3 separate regions of the Mus musculus genome follow, and all the other regions are linked to region 2. Evidence: chromatin loops called from intact Hi-C (ENCODE). Cell type or tissue: heart. All regions are shown on one strand.

Region 1 (8,000 bases), 140 kb after region 2:
TCATCCAATTGTGCTTGTGCATGAATATGCCTATAAAAAACAAGTGTAGGTCAAATCCCTCCTCCCCATTTAAACAAAGAACTGCTAATGAGTTGGGCAAACTGTCTTCCTGCCTGCCCTGCCTTGTTATACGGATGGTCATGAAGGCCAAGAAGCCCTGCAGAGATTCTGTTTGGAAGCATAAGAGAGAGAATGGGATTCTCCCCTTACCTCTCTTCTACCTCCATCAGACTCCTGAACCATAGAGACAGGAGCACGCTGTCCTCTGAGAGGGTCCACAGCAGCTGACTCAGACAGATAGACACCCATAGCCAAGGAGTAGATGGAGCTTGGAGACCCTTATGGAAGAATAGGAGGAAGGAAGGGCCCTGAAGTGAATAGGAACACCACAGGAAGACCAACGGAATCAACTAACCTGGACCCTTGGTGCTCTAAGAGTCTGAACCAACAAGCAAAGAACATACATGGGGTGGACCTAGTCCTCCCTGCACATATATAGCAGATGTGTAGCTTGAACTTCATATGGGTCCTGAACAACTGTAATGGGGGATACCCCAAACCTGTTACCTGTACCTGGGATATGGTCTTCTAGCTGGGCTGTCTTGTTAGGGCTCAGTGGGAAGCACCTAGCCTCACAAAGACTTGAAGTGCCAGGGTGGGAAGCAAACCCGGGGAACCTCCACCAACTCAGAGGAGAAGGGTAGGGGAGTGTGGGAGGATTGTGGGTAATCAGGAGTGGGCAGTGAGTAGGATGTAAATTGAATACGTAAAAAAAAATTAATTAAAAAGAAAATAAAGAGACAGAATGGAAGGTACATATGACCTCGTGGGGGAAACTGGGAAGAACTGGGAAGCTCTAATTAGGGGAGTGGAAGAACATAAATATGGATTTAAAGGGGAACCTTGGAGCTCTTACTCCAACTCCCTACCTGCCTGCAGCTCATCTAGACAAACCTAACAGTGGTCACCCTGATACCTAAACCACACAAAGACTCAACACAGAAAGACTATTTCAGACCAACTTTATTTATGAACATTGATGCAAAAATGCTCAATTAAATACTCACAAACCAAACCCAAGAACAGATCAAAAATATCATCCAACTTGATGAACGAGACTTTATCCCAGGAACACAGGAGTGGTTCAATATATGAAGTCCCATCAACTAAATCCACCATATAAACAAATTGAGACAAGCAAATATTTCATAATAGTCTCCTTAGATACTGAAAAAAAAACTTTGAAAAAATCCAACTTCCCTTCATGTTAAAAGCCTTAGAGAGATCAGGAATACAAAGTGCATAACTAAACACAAGAAAAGCAACATCCAGCAGGCCAATAGCCAACATCAAATTAGATGGAGAGAAACTTAAAGCAGCTCCATTAAAATCATGGACAAGACAAGGCTGTCTATCTCCCCACATCTCTTCAATCTAGTACTTAAAGTTCTAGCAAAAGCCATAAAACAACAAGAAGGGGATATAATTTGGAAAAGAAAAAAATCAAAGTATGGATATTCACAGATGATATGATAGCATGCACAAGTGACCCCCAAAACTCTACCAGAGACCTCCTACATCATATAAACATCATCAGCAAAATGGTTGGATACAAAATCTGCTCAAAAAAAAAAAATCAGTGGCCCTCAGTTATATGAACAGTAAACAGACTGACAAAGAAATTAGGGAAACAACTACCTTCTCACTATCCACAAATATTATAAAATATCCTGGTGTAACTCTAACCAAGCAATTGAAAGACCTGTAAAACAAGAACTTCAACTCTCTGAAAAAGGAATATAACTAAGATATCAAAAGATGGAATGATTTCTCATGGTCATGGATAAGTAAGATTAACAATAAAAATGGCCATCTTATCATAAGCAATCTACAGATTCAATGCACTTCCCATTAAAACTACAACATAATTCTTAACAGACCTTGGAAAAACAATTTTCAACTTCACATGGAAAAAACAAAACAAAACTGTATACCTAAAACAATCCTGTACAATAAAATGACCATCCCTGATTTCAAGCTGTACCACAGAATAGTAAAACAAACAAACAAACAAACAAACAAACAAATAAAACAACAACCACAAATGCATGATATTGGTACAGAAACAGAGAGGTTGATGAACTGAATCAAATACAAGATCCTGAAATAAACCCATACACCTATGAACATTGATTTTTTTTTTTTACTAAGAAGACAAAAACCATCCAATGGAAAAAGAAAGCATCTTTAACAAATGGTAGCTGTCTAACTGGATGTCTGCATCTAGAAAATGTAAATAGATCCAATTTATTATCCTGCAAAAACTCAAGTCCACATGGATCAAAGACCTCAACATAAAACCAGATACACTAAGTCTAATACAAGAGGAAGTATAAAGTAGCCTTGAACACACTGGTACAGGAGACAACCTCCTGAACAGAACACCAAATAGCTCAGGCACTAAGATCAGTAACTAATAAATGGGGCCTCATGAAACTGAAAAGCTTCTGCAAGGCAAAGGTCGCTGTCAATAGGAAAAAATTGGTAGCCTACAGAAGGGGAAAAGATCTTCATCAACCCTATGCCTCATGGGGGTGGGGGGGGTGACACCCAAAAAATATAATGAACTCAAAAAGGTAGACACCAACAACCCAAATAGCCAATTTAAAAATGGGTTAAAGAGCTAAGCAGAGAATTCCTCAATAGAGGAATCTTTAATGGCCAAGAAAGACCTTTAAAAGGTCCAACATTCTTAGCCTTCAGGAAAATGCAAACCAAGGTGACTGAGATTCTACTTTACACCCAGCAGAATGGCCAAAATCAAAAACGCAAGCCACAGCACATGCTGGCAAGGATGTGAATCAGGGAGAACACGCCTCCATTGCTGGAGGGAGTGTCAAGTTGCACAACCACTATAGAAATCAATTTGGCAGCTCCTCAGATAATTGGGTATAGTTCTACCTCAAGACCCAGCTATACCACGGTCATATACCCAAAAGATGTTCCACCAAACTACAAGGCACCTTACTCAACTACATTCAGAGCAACTTCATTCATGATATCCAGAATCTGGAAACAATACAGATATCCCTCGATGAACAAATGGATAAAGAAAATGTGGTTCACTTACACAGTGAAATACTGCTCAGCTATTGAAAATAAGGATATCAAGAATTTTTCAGGCAAATGGATGGAACTAGAAAACATCATACTGTAGGCTTAGAAATTTCAAGACTTACTTAATTAGAGTTCTTGAACGCTTCAACTTTCCCTCTAGCCCACGTACCAGAGGTAAGGGGAAAGAAAGGTTAATTATTTGGATTGTGCAAACACGGGTTCATACCAATTCCAAGATTATTCTGTGGCTATACAGCCATGTATTGTGATGATTCAGGTCACAGCGGTGTCTATTAGAAATTCCTATTCAAACGGAGGCGTCCATAAATCTAACAATTCATTCCAAGGGAATAGGAACTAACATTCCACACAACAGTTGCCCTCACAAGACTTTCTGTTCCAGCACACTAGGAAATTTAGGAAGTTCTGTAAATCCCGAGAATCTGACTATAGCCATGTGATCACGGGTCAGCTAGGCAGAGCATGTTCTTCAGCAAAGTTGAGTGCGCTCCCTTCAGCATCTCAGGCACAGGCAGTCAGCAGAACCAGATTGCCCTGGCCATCCTGTTGTTTTCCAACCTTCTCCTCTTCAATCTTGTTCCCGGGGGCAGTGGCCCATCCTAGGTCAGCACAGCATCTCCAGGTCAGCAGCTTCCCCTGTCTCCCAACCAGCCTGAGTCAGCTCCCTCCGCGCCCGACCCGCCACCCTGCACAGTCCCTCTGGATCTGCAGGACGGCGTTGCTCCCTGCACCAACCTCCATGTCAGAGATCCAAGCCCAGTTCTGAGCAGGACAGTCCCCTAACTTTGGGGGAGAAGCGAGGTTTAAGAACGAACCCGGAAGTTCAATACTGACAGCCCCTTCTGGTGATGTCATAATTGTTGGGACTACATTTCCCACAAGTCAGTGCAAAGGACTTCCAGGAACACTCCAAATGGGTTTTGTGCACTGCCTGGGTACCTGCCCTACTGTGAGCAAGTGGAATTAGAAAGAAACAGTCTTCTGCACATGGGCAGCCACAGGGCATTCGGGCTTTTTTGAAGTGCTGTGGTCTCAGCATGCGATGTTAGCCTGTGAGTCGAGCCTTTCTCAGTAATGTTAATCATGCTAGTTATTTCTGCTAAAACGTGATTTTAAAGCTCAAACCTACTTATGAAATCATACTAACACATGGGAAATCATGCTTTCATGGTCTGCTTTACTTAAAAATAAGGAAGCAGGACGGTAATGTAGGACTGTGCATTTCTTTAATGAAACCACGCTTGGTGATCCCGCCTGACATGCAGCATCTCAGGTGCTTAAAACAGAAGAACAGGAAATCAGGCTGGTGAGATGGCTCAGTGGGTAAGAGCACCCGACTGCTCTTCCAAAGGTCTGGAGTTCAAATCCCAGCAACCACATGGTGGCTCACAACCATCTGTAATGAGATCTGACGCCCTCTTCTGGAGTGTCTGAAGACAGCTACAGTGTACTTACATATAATAAATAAATAATAATTAAAAAAAAAAAAAGAAGAAGAACAGGAAATCAAAACTAGTCACCACCGGGTGTTCTCTGAGCACAGGCTTTCCTCCTCCCCATCTCCCAGCAGGAGGTGCAGAGCTCCTGGGATCACACTGGTGAGTCTACTGACTCTTGGTACACTGTGCACTATAGGATTTCCCTTGTTCCCTTTGATGTTCCTTATAGAATTTCCTCTCTCCTGATCACGCCATGATTCATGTTTCAGACGATTTAAATATTTGTTATCTGTCTTGAACTTCCCTCACTTCTAAGCAGAACACTGAGATGATTCCTCCTTGAATACAAAGGTGTTAGAAATATGTCCCTACGATTGTCAAGTGAGCTCAGTGTAGTAAAGAAGCTGCATTGGGACCATGGAGTACTGAGAATGCCCATCTCTTCTTAGGAAGATTTATTGCTGGGCAGTTTGTGTTTGAGACAAAGGTACACACCCATTATAAGGAAGGCTTCATGCTTCCACGATGTATACAGATTGATGAGGAAGCTGTTTCAGTGCAGAGACTATGGGAAGTTCCTATTCAATTCTTGTATTCCAGGCAGTGTGCTAAGCCAGGGATACAGCTCCTCTTAGAGAAACTAGAGTCATCAAGCAGTATTAAACAATACCCCTAATACATTCACCTGGACACTTGATTGGCATGTCTGTTTAGAATGAACTCATGACTAGTCTGTACTCCTGAAGGCTGCAGGGAAGGGCATTGCCAGCAACCATAAGTACTGCTAGGCTTTCAATGTGTGAGTGTACTGACTGAGGGAACTGACTCACCTGAGAGGAGCTGATCTGTGAGGATGAAACCTCAACTGTTCCGCAGTTTCCATTTCCTCCTAGTGAAATTGGTTAATTCAAGAGAAGGAGGTAGGCACAAACTGAACATGCAGACTCTAGAGAAAGCCTCATTCAGCATGGTGTTAGCGGCCCGGGCATACTTACAGAAAGTTTACCATAGTCTGATTCTCAGGCCTTATATGCTTGTTTAGACCATGTTGGAAGTTTTAGCTTTATTGCCTACACTATCATTTTATAGTCACTTAATCCTTTAAGTTTCTCCCATAGAAACATTCTGCATTCAATGTGATGTGTGGCCAAATTCCTTTTAAAAATCTATGCTTACAGTAAGCTAAAGAGATTGTTCAGTAGTTGAGAGTAATTAAATTCTTACAGAGCATGAGTTTGTTTTCTAACATTCACATTGTGGCTCACAAGCACAGTTCTAGAGGACCAGCCCAACTCTTTTGACATCATGAAGCTCATATAGAAGAGAGGAGCACAGGGACATAAACAGACAGACAGACAGACAGACAGACAGGCAGGCATGCATGCACACACACACACTGCTAGTAAAATTATATATGTGTGTGTATACATATAAACAAAAATGTATGTATATATACATATATGTATGTATATATGTACACATATATAATTAAAAGTATTTATGGGGCCTATGGTGGTATATTTCTTTGATTCTAACAGTTATGGGTCAGAGAGACTTGGATCTCTGTACTTCAGAACAGCTTGGTCTTTTGAGTGAATTTCAGGAATGTCAGCACTACACAGAACAACCCTATCTGGAAAACACTGATGAAAAAAAAATATTCAGGCCTCATGTTTGAACAAATTTGATGTTTGTACTGGCTGGTTCTGTGTGTCAACTTGACAGAAGCTGGAGTTATCACAGAGAAAGTAGTCCCCTTTGAGAAAATACTTCCAGGAGATCCAGCTGTAAGGCATTTTCTCAATTAGTGATCAAGGGTGGGAGAGCCGTCCCTGGGCTAGTAGTCTTGGGTTCTATAAGAAAGCAATCTCAGAAAAATATTTTCAAGAAAATCATGGAAGAAATTTTTTCTAACCTAAAGAAGGAGATGCCTATAGAAGTACAACACCACAAGTCCCTTCCGCTCGACTCGAGCCCCGGGCTTCCTTGCCAGCAGAGTCTTGCCCAACACCCGCAAGGGCCCACACGGGACTCCCCACGGGACCCTAAGACCTCTAGTGAGTGGAACACAGCGCCTGCCCCAATCCAATCGCGCGGAACTTGAGACGGCGGTACATAGGGAAGCAGACTACCCAGGCTTGATCTGGGGCACAAACCCCTTCCACTCCACTCGAGCCCCGGGCTACCTTGCCAGCTGAGTCACCTGACACCCGCAAGGGCCCACACAGGATTCCACACGTGATCCTAAGACCTCTAGTGAGTGGAACACAACTTCTGCCAGGAGTCTGGTTCGAACACCAGATATCTGGGTACCTGCCTTGCAAGAAGAGAGCTTGCCTGCAGAGAATACTCTGCCCACTGAAACTAAGGAGAGTGCTACCCTCAAGGTCTGCTCATAGAGGCTAACAGAGTCACCTGAAGAACAAGCTCTTAACAGTGACAACTAAAACAGCTAGCTTCAGAGATTACCAGATGGCGAAAGGCAAACGTAAGAATCCTACTAACAGAAATCAAGACCACTCACCATCATCAGAACGCAGCACTCCTACCCCAACTAGTCCTGGGCACCCCAACACAACCGAAAATCTAGACCCAGATTTAAAAACATTTCTCATGATGATGATAGAGGACATCAAGAAGGACTTTCATAAGTCACTTAAAGAATTACAGGAGAGCACTGCTAAAGAGTTACAGGCCCTTAAAGAAAAGCAGGAAAACACAGCCAAACAGGTAGAAATCATTAAAGAAAAACAGGAAAACACATCCAAACAGGTGATGGAAATGAACAAAACCATACTAGAACTAAAAGGGGAAGTAGACACAATAAAGAAAACCCAAAGCGAGGCAACGCTGGAGATAGAAACCCTAGGAAAGAGATCTGGAACCATAGATGCGAGCATCAGCAACAGAATACAAGAAATGGAAGAGAGAATCTCAGGTGCAGAAGATTCCATAGAGAACATCGACACAACAGTCAAAGAAAATACAAAATGCAAAAGGATCCTAACTCAAAACATCCAGGTAATCCAGGACACAATGAGAAGACCAAACCTACGGATAATAGGAATTGATGAGAATGAAGATTTTCAACTTAAAGGGCCAGCTAATATCTTCAACAAAATAATAGAAGAAAACTTCCCAAACATAAAAAAAGAGATGCCCATGATCATACAAGAAGCCTACAGAACTCCAAATAGACTGGACCAGAAAAGAAATTCCTCCCGACACATAATAATCAGAACAACAAATGCACTAAATAAAGATAGAATATTAAAAGCAGTAAGGGAGAAAGGTCAAGTAACATATAAAGGAAGGCCTATCAGAATTACACCAGACTTTTCACCAGAGACTATGAAAGCCAGAAGAGCCTGGACAGATGTTATACAGACACTAAGAGAACACAAATGCCAGCCCAGGCTACTA
Region 2 (8,000 bases):
TTTTGCTTATCACTGATGAAAGGATCTATCTTTCAAAATGAAAACTGGCAGTTGTTTAACCATATATGAATGTATATATATATATACATATATATGAATATTCCTTTTAAATATCATTATTTTTTCTAAACGTGAAACCTTGGTTTTACTTCTTGTTATTGTTCTTGTTCCAGACAGGGTTTCTCTGTATAGCACTGACATACCTGAAATTCACTCTATAAACTGGCTCTCCAGTAACTAAGAGATACAACTCTCTGACCCCTAACTAACAGAATTGAGTGTATGTAGCACCATGAGCAGCATAATTTTTTAATTATATATTTTATTTTACTTGTGTATCTGTCTCTGTCTGTCTGTCTCTCTGTGGGCCTATCTATTCTATAATAGATTCCTGATGATGTTTGAGCCTGATAATGTCAAAATAGGGTATTTGATCCTCTAGAACTGCTATTATATGTTCTTGAGAGCCACCATATGCATATTAGAAAACAAACTCATCTTCTATAAAACATTAATTACTTTTGGGGGAGGTTCGAGACAGGGTTTCTCTGTGTAGCCTTGGTTGTCCTGGAACTCACTTTGTAGACCAGGCTGGCCTCGAACTCAGAGATCTGCCTGCCTCTGCCTCCCAAGTGCTGGGACTAAAGGCGTGTGCCACCACGCCCGGCCATTAATTACTTTTAACTACTGAACAATCTCTTTAGCCTGTAAGCACAGATATTCAAGTGATTTCGCTAAACATGACACATACTAGGGATTGTTCCCAAGAGAGAAAATTAAATGATCAAGATGTAAAAAAATTATAGTAGGCAATATATTTAAAATGGTGAACATGGCCTAAACAAACATATTAGTCCTGAGACTCTAGCTCCAGTAGACATTTCCATAACTATGCCTGGGTCCCTAATAGTGTGCTGAATGAGCCTCCTCTTTGATCAAATCTTCAGGTTGTGACTATACCACGGTAGCTACTCCCCCTATTGAATTACACAGGCAAAATGCAAAGAAATGGAGACAGTAGAAGAGTCGTGACTCTATGCTGTATCCTCAAGGATGAGCGCATCTCCTATGAATGACTACTCTCTTAGGTAGGTTTGCATGTAGCAGATACAAATATACATGTACACACATACACACAAGTAGCACAATGTACTTAAGGTTATGACTGACTAGCTTACAGATAAATTCAACTCAGCCTAGGGTTATAGCATTTGGCTTTGGCAATTACTGGAACACAACCACTAATCTACTCTTGTAACTGCCGTCATGGCTACCTTCCCAGTGCTCTACCCCAGATATTTGCTGTTTCTCCTGGCCACAGGCTCATGGTCCATCTGTCCCAGGGCATCTTCATCCTCTTTCCCCATTTCTCCTTGTCCTGGTCTCTCTTTCTTCTCTCTCTTCTCCACCCCCTACCAGGTAACTCAATACCCGCCCTCCACAAATCCCTCCAGTAATTGGCTGTAGCCAATTTGATTTATCCCATAGTTTTAAATCAAGGATGAAGGTTTGTGCCACAGAACCATGTAAATATGAGAAGTCAGCTGTAGTACTAGATCTTGGATACAGAATTTAGCATTACAATACATAGCAACAGACCAGATCTCAACACATAACATATATTGGAAAACTAGCTATGCTCAGAAATACTAACTTTTGTGGTTTCTGTCAATGCCCTTCACTGCAGCATTCAGGAGGAGGACAGACCAGTCATGACACTTGCCAATCAAGTACAGGTACATGTATTGTTCCTTGACTCTAATTTTTCTAATTTGAGGAAGCCGTTCTGCATTCCTGGATAAACATACTCACTGGAAAAGAAGAATTAAATATGGACTCGGCACAGTATCTTCTTTGAAACAGCTTCTTTTTGAATCATTAGGATTCAGGGAAGTAGGAAGTCTTTTCTGTAACAGGGTTTGTAACTTTGACTCAACCATGAACTGCACAAGAATAAACCTTCCCAAGAAGAGACATGAATTCTCAATACTCTATGTTTCCAGTGTAACTCCTTTAATACAGTGATCTCATTAGACAGTATTATGAATATTTCTGATATCTTTGTATTCAAGAAGAAAATATCTCAGTGTTCTGTTTAGGAGAAGTGAGGGAAATTCAAGACAGATAACACTAATGTTCAAATATTGTCAAATATGACCGATGACAGGATCAGTGCAGAGACAGAAAAATCAATAAGGAACATCAAACCTAAGGCAGGGGGAAATCCTATAGTGCACAGTGGATTAAGAGTTAGTACACACGCCGGGCGTGGTGGCGCACACCTTTAATCCCAGCTCTCCGGAGGCAGAGGCAGGCAGATTTCTGATTTCGAGGCCAGCCTGGTCTACAGAGTGAGTTCCAGGACAGCCAGAGAAACCCTATACAGAGAAACCCTGCCTCGAAAAAAAAGAGTTAGTACACACATCATTGTGATCCCAGTAACTCTGTCCCGCCCCTTGGGAGACATACAGAAGAGAAAAACCAGTGGAGTGCTCAGAAAACATCTGCTGGTGACTAGCTTTGATTTCTAATTCTTCTATCTTAAGCGACTAGGATGGTTTCAATAGAATCGTAAAGAGATAATGCTCACTCCTACATTAACTTCCTGCTTCCACATTCTTAAATAAAGCAGATCATGAAAGCATGAATTTTCCATTTGTTAATAAGATTCTATAGTAGGTCGGAGTTTTTAAATCAAAATGTTTTATCAGAGATAACATGGAAACCTGATAGGCGGGATTAATGTGAAAGGTTCAGCTCACAGGCAAACATTTCGTGCCGTGACCAAGGACTGTAAAAGAGCCCAAATTCCCTGTGCATGTCCATGTGCACCTGCTCTCAGTGGACTGTAATCCAGGCAGTGTACAAAACCTCTTCAGTGGGTTCCCGGAAGTCCTTCCAATTGATTTGTGGGAAATGTAGTCCCGGCCCCTGTGACGGCATCAGAAAGTGCTGTCAGCATCAAATTTCCATATTCTTTCGTCAAAGGTCGCTTCTCAAATTTGTGCAGTTGTCCTGTTGAGCGCTGCATTTGGATTTCTGACATGGAGGTTGGTGCAGGGAACAGCACCATCTTGCAGATATGAGGGACTGTGCAGGGTGGCGGGTAGGGCACGGAGAGTGCCGGCTTGGGCTTGTTGTGAGACAGGAAGCTGCTGACCTGGAGATGCTGTGCTGACCTAGGCTGGGTCACTGTCCCTGGGCACAGGTTTGATGAGGAGAACGTTAGAAACTACAGGATGGCAAGGGCAGGCAGGGTCTGCACACTGCCTGTGCCTGCGATGCTGACCAGAGCTCAAGCATGTTTAAAGGGAAACGTGCTCGGCCTAGTTGACCCATTCTCACTGGCTGTAGTCAGATTCTCTGGACATACAGAACACGGGGACATCTACCGCCCCCTATACGTCATGTCCTGGAGACTACTCCTTGTTTGAGTTCACACAGCTTTCTAAAGTTCCTAGTGTCCAGGGACAGAGAGTCCTGTGACGGTGATTGTTGTGTGGGGTGTTAATTACTTTTCCTTTGGAATGAATTGTTAGATTTATGGATGCCTTGGTTAGAGTGGGAATTTCTAATAGACATCTCAGTGACATGATTCCTCACAATACATGGCTGTATAGCCACAGAATAATCTTGTAATTGGTAACATCCCGTGTTTGCACAATCTATGTAATTATGGATTTTACACAGATTAAAAATGACTAGACAGTAATACCTCAACGGTTCTGAGTATGTTTGTGTTCTGAGTATGTGTTCTGTCCAGTATTTGGACTTCTTTTCAGATGTGAGAGATAGATGACTTGGTGTGATGAGAGAAAGATCGCTGGGAGGAGCTGGAAAGTCTGAAAGGGAAGGAGGAAATATCTCTGCTCATCTGCCAGGCTCTGTACATTGTTCTCTTTAATCTGGCAGGATCTGGATATTGTCTCATCATGTGATTTTCTTATGTATGTTCCTATTATTGGCAGTGTTCGAACTCTCTTAAATTTTCCCTGTCCCTCAATGTGACTTTCAGGTTTACTGATGCACCCTTAATAGTTTTAGGAAGAAGTCTTCAAATTTTTCAACTGTATTAGAAAGGCTGCAAGATAAATTTCAAAACCTGTGGCATACTTGGGAACTTATGATTTGCATATAGTAGGTTCCTGTTCATGCAAAATGCATAGTTGTCCTTTTGAAGAGTTAAGAGAATAGTTTAGTCCAGAGCCATTTTTGTAGCCATGATCTGAGAACACAGGTTTAATTAATCCAAATTCCATGCTCCAACATGAAATCTATTTCATGGTTTTACAGAACAAAGAATGTCATTAACCTAAGAAAGCTTAAAATACATTGGTGTAAGTCTGATAGAGGTATGTATATGTACCTTGAGATATGGGAGATATTCTATTCACCTAAGATACCATCTGCTGAGATTTTAGCTTTTGGGTTGATAGAATCTCATGTTCTGCCTAGTCAGTGGATTCTGAGAGGTTTTTATCTATTAACAAGCTGTGTGGTCCACTACATAGTGAGGCAAGGACTGTCCCTGAAGGGAAAATCAGCCCAAGACAGCTAACCCTGAACCTGCAGAATTCCAGGCTCTGCCCCTCAGTGAACTTCCACGTGGGCCATCAGTCTCTGCACACACAGACTCCTTACAAGAGTTTTGCATTCACAACATACACACAGGTTTTCTTTGTGTGTTTGTTTTTTCAGGGTTTCTTCTCCACATCCCCTCCTCCATCTCAGGCGATCTTGCTTATACTGTCCTCAGTCAAACCAAGCTTTAGTGAGCTGGAGATAAACAAGATAAACAAGATTGAGGGACACTGGATCCAGCTAACCAACAGAAACAGGACCCAAATGATTAGATTCAGAAATGAACAGGGAGATTTTACAACAGATACCAAAAACTTCAGACTATCATAAAGGGATATTTTGAAAATCTGTCCAGTGTAATTGGAAAATCTAAAAGACATCACTCATATCTACTTGTTGTAGACAACTTTGTACTGGCTAGTTTTGTCTCAACTTGACACAGGCTGGAGTTATCACAGAGAAAGGAGCTTCAGTTGGGGAAATGCCTCCACGAGATCCAGCTGTAAGGCATTTTCTCAATTAGTGATCGTGGGCAGGGGGGGGGTCCCTTTGTGGGTGGTGCCATCTCTACATCAAGCTGGTAGTCTTGGTTCTATAAGAGAGCAGGCTGAGCAAGCCAGGGGAAGAAAACCAGTAAAGTAGCATCCCTCCATGGCCTCTGCATCAGCTCCTGCTTTCTGACCTGCTTGAGTTCCAGTCCTGACATCCTTTGGTGATCAACAGCACTGTGGAAGTGTAAGCTGAATAAACCCTTTCCTCCCCAACTGCTTCTTGGTCATGATGTTTGTGCAGGAATAGAAACCCTGACTAAGTTGGATTCATTTCTTGATTCATTCTTCTGGCCTGTATCTCGTGAAAGGAGAACTCTGGGTGGGCATCACTTATTTTGGTATGTGAGTGTTCATTGTCAGTATGTCCCACATTTTCAGTGTTGTTCGTGTTCTCAGTGGCCCTTTGTGGTTTTGTAATTGTGGCTTCTGATTCTTTTTCATGGTTTCTTGGCTATGCTCATCTCTCTTGTCAGCCTAAAATGGTGGTTTCTGTATTTTCTTTATGTTTGATTTGTAAGATACAACTTTGTAATGCTCTTTATTATGTTTTTCTGTCTTTTTCAGTCGCTGCAGATAGTTGTGCAGTGTGCAGTGTCTTAAGTTGGATATCATTGTCTTTTAGGAGTTGGAATGATTACTCCAGGCTCTTCTGACTTTCAAAGTTACATAGAGGAATTGCCTGATATCCTAATAAATGTATTCTTTCACTTGCAGATTTCAGTATGACAGGAGGAATTTATTTTCTGATCTTGTCCAATTAAATATTATGTGTGCTTTTTATATTATTATGGGTGTACCTTTCCTTACTTTAGGGATTTCTTTTACAGCCTTCTTGAGATCATATCTGTATAGTGGTAATTTAGTTAACCTGCTCTGGATTTGACAATAACAGACACACACACACAGGCACACGTGCATGTTCAGGATCGTTAATTTTGATATTCCTTGGCTAGCTCAATGGTTGAGTACTTCTAATCTTCCCTGCGCCTAGCATATATTTCCCTCTGGAGTTTCTGGTTTAACACCTTGTAATTCTATGTTTTATCTTTGCTGTTCTATTACCTTCTGGCAGCTGGCCCCATAGGGCTGCTTGCTCCTTCCACCTACATTTTGGGTGGTTTTTCTTCCATAGCTCCTGAATCTGAGCCCTCTGCCTCTGAGTCATGAAGAATCTGCTCTCTCTCTCTCTCTCTCTCTCTCTCTCTCTCTCTCTCTCTCTCTCTCTCTCTCTCTCTCTCCCCTCTCTCTCTCTCTCTCTCTCCCTCTCATCTGTCCCAAGCCCAGGAATCCTAAAAGTTCCACCTCTCGCTGCCCTGCCAGCTATTTGCTGCTGCCATCTTAATTTATCAATTAGAACCAACGGGAGGGCAAGGTCATTATTGTCTCCGGAGCCTACAGTTGTGTAAGCTGTTTTGGGAGCCAAAATTAACACTAGAATACAAGCAGCATGAGGCCAAATCCACTTCTTCTATGAAACTTCCTGGTCTTTTCACCTTGTCTAACATTTCCTGCATGTTTCCTTCCCACAGATTTTTTTGTTCATTTATTTCATATGCTCTGCTTATTTTATCTAGAACATCCATTTTATTTGTAAATACTTACACGCTATCTTCTGCCAATTTATTCTATTTTTCTATTTTAATTCTATTTATTCTATTTTAAGTTTTTCTGTTAAGTTTTCTGTTAGGATTACTGGGATAGATTTTGGATCATTGCTAGCAGAATCCTCTTCAGTGTTTCTCTTTATTGAATTCCAGTTTCAAATCCTGCATTGTGTTGTCATTTCCATCCTTCTAAAGCTTTTGGCTTCTTGAGCATCACAGAAGCATTTATTCTCCTGAAGGTCGCTGTCTGCTATGGCACTGAGATGCTTCTTTGTGCCGTTTTGAAATGTTTGTAGTCTTTGATGAAGGTTATGACTACTCCTAAAGTCTGTGTCCTAGTGCTCATCTAAGCCATGTGTAATGGCAAGTATTTCTATCAAGTATGGTGGTGGGATTAAATGCCAGCATGATCTTTTATATTGGTTATTTTTATATGAGATCTGGCCTTATGGTTTTCAGGAGAAAATGCAGGCATAACCTAGCAGTTACTGTACCTGCAGAAAACTTAAATGTTGTTTGTTTGTTTGTTTTGTGTGTTTGACAATATAGCAGCTTCCTTTATCCTATTATATTCCTTAAACCCAAATTCATTAGTTTTCTTAATATTCTCCTCTTCTATGATTTTAAGGTCATCTTAAAGTGGTTGAATGTGAACTCCATTCATTTGAATGAACCTTAATTAAATCATAAAAGTAAAATAATCAGGGAATTGTGGTACATGTAGTTAATTTTGGACACTATTCAGTGCCCTACAAGGATGCAATATGGTTATTTTTGACAATATAGATGATGTTAGATTTGGGAGCTCAGTCCAAAGAGAAGAAAATTAGGAAAGCGGCTGAGAATAAGAGATAGGGCTGTTTGTTAGTACACATAGAGAGGGGCACCAACTCACTTGGAAGTATGAGATGGGGGATTGAGTGAGGGGAGAAACCTGGCTTGGACCTTTTAGAGCAACAGGTGAGGGGCTTGGGAATGAGGAAGTTGATGCAGCTCTAGGAGCCCCCTGCAGGTCTGCAGTCTCCCCTTCCTGGTGTTGTCTGCTTAGGCAAAATAGATTGTCTTGAGAGATAAGAGGTCCCCAAAAATCTATTCCTGGATTGTAGCAGACAAGTAACGTTTAGGCAGGTCAGCTGTATTCACATAGGAATCCTGTGTTTAAAAGCAAGAAATCTAACCAACTCAGTCAGATGTTGAATCTAAAGTTGTAAATCATGTGAGAGATACAATTTTTATTCCAGTAATCTCATGACTAGGAAACCTT
Region 3 (8,000 bases), 66 kb after region 2:
TGAGGAAAGTGGGAAACTTCAGTGTGGCTAGTACATGATGTTTTTGGAAGTAACAGAATAAATAATGTATAAACTGTAGAGAGAAATTGAGACTGGAAAGAAGGTGTCTGGGGACAGAAAGCAGAGGCTGATATTGAAAATTGCTTGTCCTGCAAGCCTTAAAACATGGTTTATGAACAACAGAATCCATGTAATTGTGGAAGGAGAGTAGAGGGCTGGGCAGTGTTCAAGTGAACATGAATGGAGCCAGGATAAGATGGAACTTTGATATTTAAGAACTACCTCATGTCCAGATTGACCTATGGGGAATACAGACTACCATCGACCAGGTTCATCTAAAGACTGTGTTCCAAAGCAATATACGACAGGGAAGATAATTATCTCTGAAACTCACTTCCAGACACCAATATCTGATAAGGTTATTCAAGTGTTGATGATTTTCAGACTCAGGAACCTAGAATTATTGACTGTTCACATGATGAGTTCATGAATCATGCAGGAGAAATTTTCTGTTAATGTTTCTTATGAGATTTTTTTCTGGTAGATCATCTAGGAAAGAAGATCGTCTCTACATATGTGTGTCTCTACACTTTAGCAGTAGTCCTTCGACGGTAAGGGCAGTGCCGAACAGAAGCATTCATTGGTCTCTCACTCATGAATGTGCTTTTGACTTGACCAACATCAGTTTCCATTCCAAGGAAACATCACATTTTGGAGGTGGGCTTCATTAGCCTTAAGAAAGTAAGCTTGTGAGTAGGCATGGGGAATTCAGAGTTCTTTACAAGACTCACAGGAGTCTCACTGATGAAGCTGATATAAACATTAAGGACTATAGAGGCTGAGAACCCTGTTATCACTGCAGCATCCTACAAGACAAGAATCGTCTGCAGGCATGCAACTTTCCTGAGTTCTTACCCAGAATCCAGTCACATGTCGCTGCCTTGAGCCACCTGTATTCCTGTGCTATCTCTCAATCAAATGCCTGTCAGCAAAACTAGTAAACTCTTGATTCATGATAGAGTCTTGGGTGGAATCTTTCCTACGTCTGTCATTACACCCTGGTCTGATGGGAGCAGACTCTTCTTCTGTTCTTCACTGGAAAAATCACAGAATGGAGTGTCTTATTCATTGTGGTGGAAACACATAAAGCAGTTTGATTTCCTGCTGGTGGTTGAAGAGCTGAGAAGTCATTCCACTTCAGGGAACATGGCAGCAAGCAGGCAGTCATGGTCCTGTGTAGGAGCAGACAGCTTACTCTTTGATCCACACTGGAGCACATACAGATAACTGGAAACTGCATGCTATTGTGTAATGAAAAAGCCTAGTGACATTTTCTTGTGACAAGGTCACACCTCCCACTCTTTCACAAATATTTCCCACCAACTGAGACCGAAGCATCAGTTGTATGAGGCTGTAGGGTACTATTCTCATTCTACAACCTCAGTGAATCTAAAGTTATAGACATTGTGAGATCCCCTATTCTTGTTATAGAGATGGGCAATCCTGGTACTTTGTCCAGAGCCAACATTAAATCTCCTCTGTGACAAGAGCACATCCATGGAAGTCTCTGCCTTGTGGAAGTGGAATTTCATTTGAAATTTTGATTTCATTGGAAAGCCCATTGTGGGGACTTTATGCTCATAACTACACTTTCAGGAAAGCTCTCCAGGTTCAGAACACAGCGACAAAGGAAACTCTCTTGGGGCCTGATACTAACCTAGATGAAAGCAGAACTGGACAGCACTGTATATGTTGTACTAGTTGTGGAGGCTCTGAGGTGCATCCTGTAGGTCAGCATGGAGCTTTGCAGCCATGCTAAGAGAAATGCTTCACCATGTAACTGGTAGGGTGTATACTGTCCTTCCTAATATCTTGGTGGGATCACACTTCATAAAACATGCAGGTGACAGCTAAGTGGACTTGGAACCCCACCATAGCCTCATGTTAGAAACATAGCAACATCTAGAAAGGGGATGTCTGTGCTTTAGAACACACAGATGAAGTTTAGGTTGACACTGTTCTTTGACATCCAAATGATTCAGCAACCACAGACCCAATGCATATGATGATGTAGGGGTTAGGTTTTCACAGCACATTCCTCTCGAACTTATTCTTATCCTTCCCTGCCTGGTCACTATTCCTCCTTTTGGAAAAGGCAGGTTTCCACTGGTCCATGGTAGGTTGAAGGAGTAATCTTGTAAGCACTTTGAAATAAGCAATTGATTGAATTACAACATCAAGAGACTTTGGGCTTTGACTGTCTTGGGACTATTAAAGTCTATGGGCATGTTGAGAAGTGAATTGTCTTTCTTAGAAACAGATGAAAGTGAAACTCTCAGAGGCTTCCAGGTTACAGAGTATGGTGTTTTTTTTTAACGTATTTGATTGTCAAATTCCAATAAACTTATTTGATATTTCTGATTTGTTTTTGAAATAATCATTTCTCTGTCCTGATTTTGAGAAACTGAGGTTAGTTCAGGGCAGATGCTTTGACTTTCAAAATATTGTCACATAGGAACACTTGTAGATCAGAGCAGGGAAAGGAAATTGAGTAAGAAAGATCAGACCTCTGCAGAGAGAATTCTAACAATGGATAATGGGCCAGTGGCCAGTACACATACCAGTGTGACCTCAGGAGCTGTGTCCTCCCAAGTGTAATCTGAGCAGGGGAAGGAACAACAACATCAACAACGGGCAAACATACCCAGTGGCTTATGTGTACCTGTGTTTGTGAACAACCATTGGAGACCGTTAAAATTGTAGTACAGCTCCCACTAAAAAGGAATTTCTTAAATATATATTAACATTTTAAAGTTTTAACTTTGTTAAATGATCTATACTCTCAATGTGTCCCTGACCAACTAACCACAGTATATACATCCTAATATTTACACAAAACTGTTTTTCATGATGTGGAATCTGATCCATGTATGTCTCATGCAGAGTGTAATTGCAAAGGAACAAGTATTATTTATTTATTTGCAATACTGAGTATTATGACAGAGTCTACATTAGAGTCGAGCGCTTTAAAGTAGGCCAAGTACCTACCATAGTACCTACCATAGTATAATAGTAAAGAAAACAGAGAGAAGGCTACAAATCTAAGACCAGGGAAAGACCACATTCAGTTCCAGGAATAGCTTCGCAAAGACTTCTGGGATATGTAGTCCAAGCAACTGTGCCATCACGAGGAGCCATCCAGGCAATCCCACTTTAGCTTTCGTTTTGTACATTGTGCCTTCCTCAAAGTTTTTGCGAGAGTCCTGAACGGCTGTACACGCCTGTTGTCTCTGTCATGGAGGTTGGTTCATGAAACAGCACAGCCTGGGGCTTTGTGCAAGCATCGGGCTGGGAAAAGGCGGGGAGAGTGGGTGTGGGGAAGGTGGGGACTGAGCGGACCTGGGCTTGGAGGGAGAACGGAAGAAAAGAAGCTGTTGGGATTTGTTGTGCTGATCTGGCTGGGTCACGTGAGGTTGCAGTTCTGGACCAGGAATGGGGCGATTGGGATTGTGTCTGAGGTGAGGGTTTTCATAGGACACCGCAGGGTGTCTTGGACATAGGAACAGACTGGTAGCAGGGGTCAGGATTGCAAGCTAGTGATGGTGAGATGACTACTTGCACCTGAGGCAGTGCTGGGAACTCTTTGACAGCTTTGCTGGGAAGCATGCTCCCCTAGCTGCCCCATTCTCAGGTGGATGCTGTCAGATGCCCCAGTCAGTACCTTTAGAGCAAATGGGGTACCTGGCCCCACTATCCTCTGTACCTGGCCTCCTCCTACGGTCCTGATTATGTTCATTTTCCCTATCAGTTAAGGAATTAAGAGAGAATAAAAATCCAAGTCCCAACAGGTCATAGATGGGAAAATCTGGAACAGAGCAGAGAGATCTGCCAGGATGGGAGGTCACTGAGAGTCTTTGACTATAGGTGAGGAAACACATGTAGTGGATACACAGAGGGAAGTCAGCAAAGCAGGCAACCTGCCACCTGGTTTTACCTTGAGGGCTGGGTTTCCTTAAACCTTGGATAGGTTTCCTGTTCATAAAGTAGGGTTGAATAATTGTAAATAAGACACAATGTCTGCTTGGCACACTATGATTATGTCAACGTGCCTTGATCAGGCCTTGAACCTGAGAACGTTTATGAGCAGGGTATTAGTATCTGGTGAAAATCTCGCGTGGCCTTGTTTTAGGGGGCCAGGCTTTTGTGTCAGGTCAGCAGGGTAAGGAAGAGCTCACAGACCTGTGTGTATTCTTGTGACTTAAAGTAAACAGACCTGTGATAGAAAGACACTTGAGCCTACTGTGAGGCACATTCCTGTCATCTCTGTATTTGTGAGGGGGAGGGGCAGGACCCTCTGGTCAACCCCTGCTTGATAGCAAATTCAAGGCCAATGTAGGCTACCTCAGTCTGTGTCAGAAAACATTTAATCATGCTTGATGGACGTGAGAAATACTCTCTATGATTCATTCCATGTCTTCCAGTGAGAGCCGTGGAAAACCCCTGCAATCAACACTTTGGTGTCTTACAAAGTACACATGCTTCCCTTCTGCCGACCCAATCCATGTGGGATTCAAACTTTGTTTTCACTAACATGCTCTTGTTAAAGATGGTACATTTGGGTGACTATTTGTTTGGATTTACTGTGTGAGGAAGGACTCTCCTCTTTCCCTTGCTTGATTATTCTTCCTATTGACAGTGAATGTTCACTCCTTTTGGATAGTTAAGTTTGTGTTAGATTCTGCCATGACCTGAGGATGCTTTCTTCTGGTCTTCCCTGAATTCTTCCAGTTTGCTCCGTCCATATCTAGGCAGAGACTCCATCATTTCTTCATTGCCTTTCTGCAGTTCTTGAATGATGCAGGCTACTGTAGTTTATGTTCATGTGTCATTTTCTGCCTCTTTTTCTGGGATATCTTCCTGTGTTCCTGTCCCAGAGGTTTAGCTGCTTGCAAATGCTTCTTACAGTTAGCTGGAACAAGCCCACGTCCTCCACTGTCCCTCACATGGGTACTGCTGTCTGCAACCAGTAAAGGAAACTGCTAGTGTGGGATGCCGTCCTCTTGCACAGGTTTAAGTCCAGGTCCCCTTGGTGTGTAGTTGTCCCCCTGATCTCCCAGGCCTCTTAATGTTAGTATGAGGGAAGGAGTTACTTGTCTGTACAACTCATGTATGAACCTTGCTGTGTTAGACATGTCATATCTGGAAAACTGGAGAGGAGGTGTGTTTGGTGATGACAGTCAGATCCTGCTGATCTGCATGTGTATGTCAGAGGCCATGAAGAGAAGTTACATGATTTGAACATTTGTCAAACACATATACAAGTAATAAACCTGAGCAGTGCAGATCCTCAATACATTGTCATTTTCTGTTATGAAACTCTCTGTTAGCCGGGCGTGGTGGCACACACCTTTAATCCCAGCACTTGGGAGGCAGAGGCAGGTGGATTTCTGAGTTCGAGGCCAGCCTGGTCTACAAAGTGAGTTTCAGGACAGCCAGGGCTACACAGAGAAACCCTGTCTCGAAAAAACCAAAAAAAAAAAAAAAAGAAAAGAAACTCTCTGTCTTCACAGAGTCCTCCATAGTCTTTTTCAAGTAAGGTGACATATAATGAGTTAACAGCTGTGTCTGCTTGCCTGATCAGTTCTTTCATATTCTCTATTCCATCCTTTACTGAATACACTCCACCTACTGGTGCTTTAAGAAGACACATAAACAATATACAGACTACTAAAATCCAAAAATACATCTAGAGGCCTAATGTATGGAACAAATGTGTTATTTATTTTAAAAATAAATCATCGTTATATAAGGAATGTTTTTCAGAGGGAAAACAAAGATGATTACATTTGGTCTTTCATATTTTTCACATTTTATTCCATTTCCTGAGTTGTATGATTTCAAGACATGGTAGCTCCATTGTGAGCATGCTGTGTTTCTCTCACAGAGAGTTGTTTTCATCTTTGCTCTGCTCTGGGCTCCTGCCATTCCCTACATTGCTGGTTTTCCCACGGACTTGGTGATCCTGTGGTTGAAAAGGGTGTAATCCGTTTGTTCTCACTTACTTGTAGAGACAGGACCCTTCTCTACCAGCTTTAAAGAAGGTTTCAAGACAGTTCAATTTCTTTTCCCTTGAGAATCTTCTGTTCACCAAAGTGCTTCATTCTGCTGGTGTTTTGGAGATTTTCTGGCCTCTTCATTTTGCTGAACTCTGCTCATTAGACAAAAGGCTATTTTCTGTGCGGTCATTCTTTAAAGAGGATATATTTTAGTTGTCCTATAAAGTCTTGTGACAATAGCTATTCCCTCCTCCCAAGGGTGCAATCACCTTGCACTTCAGACACAAGACTCAGGGCATTGCAGCTGGATCTGACATGAAGATCTGAAGAGGGACAAGTTGTCCATACGCATTGAAGGTGCTTTGCCAGGTTCCAAGGGAGAGAAGCAATCAATAGCCCTGCTTAGCTCTTATACCAGTGGGCCACAGCAATATCCTGTATGTCATTCCAGCTGTAAAGATGCCACAGTGCCACTCAATATCTTGACATATGCAGGAGCTGTCCAATGGGACTTAAAGCCTCATCAATAGAAGTTACATCATGCTTAGAAGCTGCCGCAGGTGACTTGTTAGGTTGAAACCTTAGAGGGGAACATACTAATGACATGTTACTAAAGCATCCTAAGCTCTCACTGCATTCTGATTGCTTTTCCTTAGACCTACACATGAGTGTGTAGCTCTTACTGTTCAAAGCACTCCTACACATGAGTGTGTAGCTCTTACTGTTCAAAGCGCTTCTACACATGAGTGTGTAGCTCTTACTGTTCAAAGCTCTCCTACACATGAGTGTGTAGCTCTTACTGTTCAAAGCGCTCCTACACATGAGTGTGTAGCTCTTACTGTTCAAAGCGCTCCTACACATGAGTGTGTAGCTCTTACTGTTCAAAGCGCTCCTACACATGAGTGTGTAGCTCTTACTGTTCAAAGCGCTTCTGGCTGCATCAGAGAGAGCTCTGCAGAAAACTGAAGCTTACCAAAGTGCAGAGGACTATGTATGACCTTGTGATCTGACCCAATAGGTATGTCTACAATTTCTGCACATAATAGCCAGGGAATATTTCTGGAGCAGGAGCAGTTTGAGTATGAGCATCAGAGGTCTACGTAAAAACCAGAGGTTTGCTGTGAGTTCATTAGTGGTTTTAATTAATTACAGGTGTGGGATTTTTCATTGGTCTTCATTTCAGGAAATGTTGTCCTTCTGGGATGTGGCCATTGATTTCTCTCCAGAAGAGTGGGAATGCCTGGAGCCTGCTCAGTGGGATCTGTACAGGGACGTGATGCTGGAGAATTTCAGCCACCTTGTGTTCCTGGGTGAGCATTGTATCTTAGAGAATTCCTATCTCACCCCAACCATCAACATGTAGCTTCCCTGCTTTGTACAATATCTCATGGAAGTATTTCAACAACGAGTTTCATATCCATCATTTGAAGAAAAATTAGGGAGGTTGCTGTACAGCTAAGAAACATGTCATTGTTTTTCCTCGCTGTGTTTGAAATGTCTGTGTTGGAAGCATGCCTCCTTTGCTCTTGTGGGACTGTTAGAAATGCACCGGCATCAGGCGTGGACCACACTTGTTAATGAAATTGTTTCTCTATTCAGTTTCATGTTTTCCCTCTAAAGAAACTCAGAATCAGGATATTGTACATTCCTTTCTGTATTTTACTGTCCATGTCAGAAACCCTTGAAGGAACTAATTGTCTGCAGTTATTTATTGTATCATGTCTTTCCTTATAAACACTGTTCTGAAAGAGAGAGTAAAAGAACACTTAATCAATCTTAACCTCTTGTTCTCCAAACAGGTCTTGCTGTCTCTAAGCCATTCCTGGTGACATTTCTGGAGCAAAGACAAGGGCCTTGGGATATGAAGAGACAAGCAGCAGCCACTGTGTACCCAGGTGTGTAGGAATGTGGGGACCAGGGGACAGATTTCAAGTCCAAAGATCC

Evidence for each region. Hi-C counts contacts between places; a loop is a spot of excess contacts. Peaks named below come from ENCODE experiments on the same cell type or tissue, not always from the same donor. Only the 100,000 strongest peaks of a DNase experiment are listed, where the experiment ranks them.
Region 1: a loop joins it to region 2, with 2.8 times the contacts of the local background. A loop is called at or near these places in 4 of 42 quality-filtered maps.
Region 3: a loop joins it to region 2, with 2.1 times the contacts of the local background. A loop is called at or near these places in 2 of 42 quality-filtered maps.

What each region holds. Positions count from the first base shown.
Region 1 is chr13:67,265,158-67,273,157 of GRCm38, forward strand. Zfp458 (zinc finger protein 458) reads right to left here and starts at 3,911. Exons shown (of 4, transcript NM_001001152.2): 1 at 3,874-3,911. The coding sequence starts at 3,879. In heart, no CTCF peak of the experiment used is centred here; a DNase peak (open chromatin) is centred at 4,004; H3K4me3 peaks cover 1,266 bases; H3K27ac peaks cover 765 bases.
Region 2 is chr13:67,125,265-67,133,264 of GRCm38, forward strand. Zfp759 (zinc finger protein 759) reads left to right here and starts at 2,964. Exons shown (of 4, transcript NM_172392.3): 1 at 2,964-3,050. The coding sequence starts at 3,045. In heart, a CTCF peak has its summit at 3,393; a DNase peak (open chromatin) is centred at 3,017; H3K4me3 peaks cover 1,041 bases; H3K27ac peaks cover 928 bases.
Region 3 is chr13:67,191,294-67,199,293 of GRCm38, forward strand. It overlaps Zfp455 (zinc finger protein 455), which reads left to right and starts at 3,213. Exons shown (of 4, transcript NM_001048204.1): 1 at 3,213-3,301; 2 at 7,240-7,366; 3 at 7,856-7,951. The coding sequence starts at 3,296. In heart, no CTCF peak of the experiment used is centred here; a DNase peak (open chromatin) is centred at 3,328; H3K4me3 peaks cover 967 bases; H3K27ac peaks cover 841 bases.